Linked DNA regions of Mus musculus: region 1 is linked to region 2. The links are chromatin loops, found by intact Hi-C in ENCODE. Cell type or tissue: heart. All regions are shown on one strand. Each heading gives the region's core, and the rest is flanking DNA. Links, peaks and the distances in the headings are about the cores only. Region 1 overlaps Tada1 (transcriptional adaptor 1). Region 2 holds the start of Sft2d2 (SFT2 domain containing 2).

What was found. A loop is a pair of places that touch in the nucleus more often than their neighbours do. Peaks named below come from ENCODE experiments on the same cell type or tissue, not always from the same donor. Only the 100,000 strongest peaks of a DNase experiment are listed, where the experiment ranks them.
Region 1: a loop joins it to region 2, with 8 times the contacts of the local background. A loop is called at or near these places in 2 of 42 quality-filtered maps.

The regions. Positions count from the first base shown.
Region 1 is chr1:166,385,783-166,388,697 of GRCm38, reverse strand. It overlaps Tada1 (transcriptional adaptor 1), which reads right to left. Exons shown (of 8, transcript NM_030245.3): 4 at 1,935-2,032; 5 at 1-136. Among named protein-coding and RNA genes, the nearest start is that of Tada1, 8.1 kb to the right of the region's middle. In heart, for the core only: no CTCF peak of the experiment used is centred there; no DNase peak of the experiment used is centred there.
Region 2 is chr1:165,193,315-165,196,229 of GRCm38, reverse strand. Sft2d2 (SFT2 domain containing 2) reads left to right here and starts at 1,797. Exons shown (of 8, transcript NM_145512.4): 1 at 1,797-1,990. The coding sequence starts at 1,928. In heart, for the core only: a CTCF peak has its summit at 1,623; DNase peaks (open chromatin) are centred at 1,779 and 2,249; H3K4me3 peaks cover 1,696 bases; H3K27ac peaks cover 1,947 bases.

The DNA of each region.
Region 1 (2,915 bases), core at 246-2,745, 1.2 Mb before region 2:
TCATTCTCCCTTCAAGTTGGCCTCGCGTGGGAAGCATCATGGTGTGTGAACAAAGTTTCAAGTCGTCATCACCCTGGGGCTCCTTTGCCACGAACTGCTGAGCTCCAGAGAGGGGGTTCTGAGGCTGGAACCTATGCTAAGGGAGCAGACATCATAATTACTCACTTCAGTAGCAAGGGACAAGACAGAAACAGAAAAAACCATCTGCCATACCTGGGAATCTACACATTAAGGCAGCCAAAACTATACCACAAGACTATTAAAAGTAAGAAGTCAATCGTGGGCTAGAGAGGTGGCTCGGCCACAAAAGGCTAGGCGCTCAGCCAAAACTACAAAGAGGAAATCATACGCAAACAAACGATCATAAGTTCACACCCGTTACATGGGGATGAGTGAACCAGTCTTGCTATGCACAATAACCTAGATAGGCCTCACATTCATAACACTGCCTCAGCCTCCAAGAGCTGAGAGTACAGTGTGTACCTCCACGCCCAGCGCAGCCACTTACTGTACTCAGGGCTCATTTTTACACCTTGGTGGTCACAAAATGTACGCCCTTATGCTAAAAATACCAATGGTAACAACCGGAAGAGACAACATAGAACTATATTCAGAAAATCCAGAAGCTTACGTAAATTCTGAAAGTACAGATATACAATTAATGCTTCAATTATTATAAAGCCCAATGAATCAAATTATAGCTCTGACAAAGATCCCAAGCTAGTGTGACAGGACAGTAGCAGCTCATTACTGTTACTGTCTGCTTACACTCTGAAAGGCAGGATCCTTTGTAAAACTTCAGCATTCCTATAAAATTCCTGCCATCACTGGGAAATTTGCTCCTAGTCCCTTTGATTTTGCAGTGGAGACACTGAGCCATGTATAGATTATAAAACACTATTGGCATTTCCCATTTCCTAAGTACAAGGATGATCCAGAACATTTAAATCCGATCTGGCTCTAGAGATGACGAGGGTGAGCACTGAGTCTATATTACTGACAGGAAGCACACACAGGAAATCCTGGGATGAGAAAATTCTGGCAAACTTTTTTTCCTTCCTAGAACCATACATTCCAGAAGGTTTATAAGTGAAGTCAAACACTTCATAGTCTCTGTGCTAATCTCTGAGGGCTCAGAGCACAGCTGAATATTAAAAGAAGCCTACCAGAGTCTCCCAGGTGACCTACTGATCTGAGAGACAACTGAGGAGGGCCCATAAGCCCAGCTTCCAATAAGTGGAAATTCTGAACTGCTTCTGACATATATGTAAATGCTGACAAGAATACATTTATACTATTTTAAATATAATACTGAAAATAAATAATACTGTTTTAAATATGATATTTAAAGTCACAGCTACTGTGGGCTGCTGAAATGGCTCAGTGGTTAAGAGCACCGACTGCTTTTCCAGACGTCATGAGTTCAAATCCCAGCAACCACATGGTGGCTCACAACAATCTGTAATGAGAAACAAATAAAAAACCTATGGGCTGGAGCAAGCAGGGCCAGAGCAAGAGAGAGAAAGGGAAGGGGAAAAAAAAGAAAAAGAAAATCACAACTACTAGGCTGGAGTGATGGCTTAGTAGTTAAGGGTACTGGCTGCTCTTCAAGAGGTCCTGAGTTCAACTCCCACATGGTGGCTCATAACCATCTATAATGAGATCTGATGCTCTCTTCTGGTGTGCAGGCAGACAGAAGACTGTACATAATAAATAAATCTTTTTAAAAAAAAATTCACAGCTATGAGGCGGTACCTTTAGTCTCAGCACTTAGGAAGTAGAGACAGGCAGATTTCTGAGTTCAAGGCTAACCTAGTCTACAAAGCAAGTTCTAGGACAGCCAGGGCTATGCAAAGAAAACCTTTCTCCACCAAAGAAATTCACAGTTAGCTCTTAACCCCACAGTTGCTGGCATCTACTGGAGAATGACCTACATCAAATTTTTGACGAACAGAAGAAAGCTTTTTCTTGCCCTTGGGTTTTCCAGGCTTGGCTGCAGAGCCCCCTGTCCAGGGCAAAGATCCAGCACCCTCTATGAGAGAGAAAAACAACAGCCATGGTGAGAAGGATAATTACCAGAGTGGAAATGACAACAGCAATTATTGTTTCATCTGGGGATAATGAAAAGAAATAATGAAGCTCAAATTTGAATCATCTCTTTCTACTTCTCTACAAACAAAATTATAAATTCTCTCAAATAACATTATTTTCTGACTATAACTAAAATTATATTTTTAAGGAAAATAAACTTTTCGTGTGTGTGTGTGTGTGTGTGTGTGTGTGTGTTGTGTGTGTGTGTGTACACGTGCACAAGTGGAGGTCAGAGATCAACGCCAACGGGTCTCTCACCAAACTGAGGTAGCCAACAAGCTCCTCCCCTCTTTGCCTTCGCAGCAAAGAGATTATTGGTAGATCATTATAGGCAGATGCTGCCATGCCTGGCTTTGACAAAGCTTCTAAAGGATTAAACTCAGGTCTTCACACGTCTATTGTCCCAGGCCTATGCTTTTAATTAATTGGGAGTGGGGCATAGCCCAGGTTGATTAACTCAATACATGTATTTATTTCCTTTTCAAAACCTGGCTAAAAATAAAGGAAGGCAAATGCATACACCTACAAGAAATAAAGAAATGAAGTCTCAATAGGTTCCAAGATGGACTAACAAGGTAATGACTTACAAGTTTATCCATGGGAGCCGTAACCCAGCAAGGACCGGCAAAGGAGGCTTAACAGACAAGGAGTGAGGAGGGTTTGGTACGCTGAAAAATCATTATCAATACAAGGTGAATGTTCAAAACCCCCATGGGCTAGGTCTATTATGAAATACAAATGTGGCAGAGGAAGAATTAATCAAATACATTATATACATTATGAAATCCTACATTTTTAGAATATGGCCCTCTTTGTTTAAGAAT
Region 2 (2,915 bases), core at 220-2,719:
GAAATGTAAATGAGGAAAATACCTAATAAAAATATTTTTAAAAATTCCTAACATTCATTCATATTCATATGGAAGATAAAGGTAAGAAGTATAGCTAATATTTAACACATGCTAATAAATTAAATTGCTAAATAATAATAGTAATAATAATAATAATAATAATGGAGTTGAAAGTTTATGCCTTTTGGAACTGCAATTTTGACAGAGGTGCTTTTTGTAATCCAGAGATGCTGGTGTTCTGTGCTTTAGCATCAGTATCATGAATCTTGTGAGTTCTGCCTAAACCTCCATGTAGAGACATTTAAGAACAATGTCACATGATCCAATATCCCTCAACCTTTGTGTGCTCTGTTATGAACACTACTGATCTGAGTGTCTCTTAACCACTGAGTCATCTCTCCAACCCGAGAGTTCTACATCTTGATCTAAAGACAGCAGGAGACTATGTACCACAGTAGGCAGAGCTTGAGCATAGGAGCCGTCAAAGCATAGGAGACCTTCCCCCACAGTGACACACTTCCTCTAACAAGGCCACAACTACTCCAACAAGACCACACCTCCTAGTAGTACCATTCCCTATGGGCCAAGTGTTTACACATGAGCCTGTGGGGGCCAGTTCTATCACCTCACCACAGGTGGCTGGAAAAGCCATCAGGCTAGGAGAGAACAAGGACAGCTTCTACTAAATGCTATTTAAATTCCCCTCTGCTCCAGACCTGTCTATACAGTCATGCTTGCTTTCCACAGTCACGTTTGGAAGCCATTGTGCTCACTCTACAGAGGAAATCAGCTGGGGACCAGAAAGGCTAAGGAGCTTCTAGCTCAAGGCCTCCTAAGTGGCAAATGACAGAGCTAGAGTGGATCTTTCAGGACACAGCCTTTGCACTGTGCTCTGATGTTTGACGTCTTACAGAGAGGTGTAAGGACTCACTGGAAAATGTGGCAGGTAAGAGGAGTCCCTGCAGAGGCAGCAGCAGCTGGTCTTATGTTTTTATGTTTTTATACAAGTGAAGAAGGACGCTGGAGACCTCACATGAAAATATGTGGGAGGTAAAGTGACCTAGGGGGTGTTTCTGAAGTTCCTCTGTGGTCTCCTTTCCCTTTTTTGGGAAGCAGGGACAGTGGTGGAAACTGAACCCAAAGCCTTGCATATGCTAGGCAAGCATTCTCTCACTGAGCTACACCTTGGTCTCAGTGCCTTTTCTGAACTAGTTTAATCTTAACATAGGTGTTCCAGATATCTCTGGCCACCAGTGTGCAAGGTGAGCAAATTTCTGTCCTGTCTGGAAGAGCCCATGACTTCATATGGATTCTGCTTCATAGCCTCAGTAGTGCTGCAGACTGATTGAAGTAAAGCATTTACCAAACACGAAAATATTGATTCTTCTCACCACTTGCCATCTGTTCAGGTGTTGCCCAAGTCATATCTCCCGAGCCATTTCCCCTAGGGATGACGTAGGAATTGCTGCTTTTAAGAATACACAGGGTTGTACTGCTCCAGCCTGTTGCACACTGATTTGTTCTACTTAACGTGGGAAATATATATTTTTATAGATCTGCGGTGTACAACCACCAGCGGATTAACTTCAGCATCCATGGGTAAGTTTGCGAAAGGCCTGCGTTGTTCCAGGCCCTGGCACATGGTGGTGCTGGGCGCTGGAACGAATCCGTGAAGCCCGGGCGCGCAGCCAGCTTCCGGGTTAGGTATCGCCTGGCCGACTTCACCCCGACTCTCTCGGCCCCGCCCCGGGTGACCCCAAGGAGCTCGTTCAGGGGGCGTGGCTGGCGCGGGGCATGCCGGGCGGGCAGGTGGGCAGGTGCCTGGGCGGGGCGCGCCGTGGTTGGCAGCGGGCGGAGGGGCGGCGGCTGCGCACCCCGAAGAGTGGTAGGCGGAGCGAACGCCAAAGGCGGCGGTCGGGACCCTGACATGGACAAGCTGAAGAAAGTTCTGAGCGGCCAGGACACCGAGGACCGCAGCGGTCTGTCCGAGGTGCGTGCACCGGGGGAGTTGGCATTTCTTGGACAGCTGCCCTGCTGTCCTCCGGCCCGCCGCGCCGAGCTCTGCCGGGACACAGCCACAGGTGGCAGCGCGAGCTTTGTGGAAGGCGTGGCTCCCGAACCCTCTCCAACCTTCCCTCCGAAGGGCTTGAGGCTCTGAAGCAAGACCTCAGAAATCTGTGGAGTGGGAGTGTGGATCCCGGGGCCTCCTGGAATCCGGGCCCCGAGCCCCATCCCAGCCGGACCGGCCAGGGAGAGAGAGCCCTTTGGAGTTGGGCGAGGCCGGCGGCCTTCGTGGAAGGATCCACCGCCGGATCGCGGACTAGTTTAGGTTGTGGGGTGTGAGAGCCAGACCTTATGCGTTCTGCTTTGTAATTGTAAAACTCCGTGAACGCCTGATAACAGGGACTTACCAGGTCTCCGAATCTCCAGGGCTACTTTCTAAACTATAGATTCTCACCACGCTCGGAGACTGCCAGTGTGTTTGTTTTGTTAGTAGGGCTTTGATGGCTCTGAAACTTGACCACAAAAGTCCTGTGCTCCAGAGCCACTCAGAATGTCATATTTTGGGTGCTTTGGAAGTTTGTTTACATTTCCTTTCTTGATTGAAGACAGAATTACGTTTTACTTGATGTATCCTTAGCCCCGGTTTCCCCTTCTGAGAAAGAAGGGTGTTGAACGAGATGCAATAGCCCCTTTTCCTTGGAAATTGGAGTTCCTCTTTAGTGTTTACTTGACTTTCTTGTGGTTTCCCCAACATTCTGCGCTCACTTCTGTGGTTGATTTTGTTCTGAGTTTTGTCTTTGCAAAAAAACAAAACAAAACACAACTGCATCTCAAAGAGAATAAATTATTTTGAAGCCAAATACGAGTGACCATGGCCCCAGGACAGATTCAGGTTTCTGCAAACTCAGTGT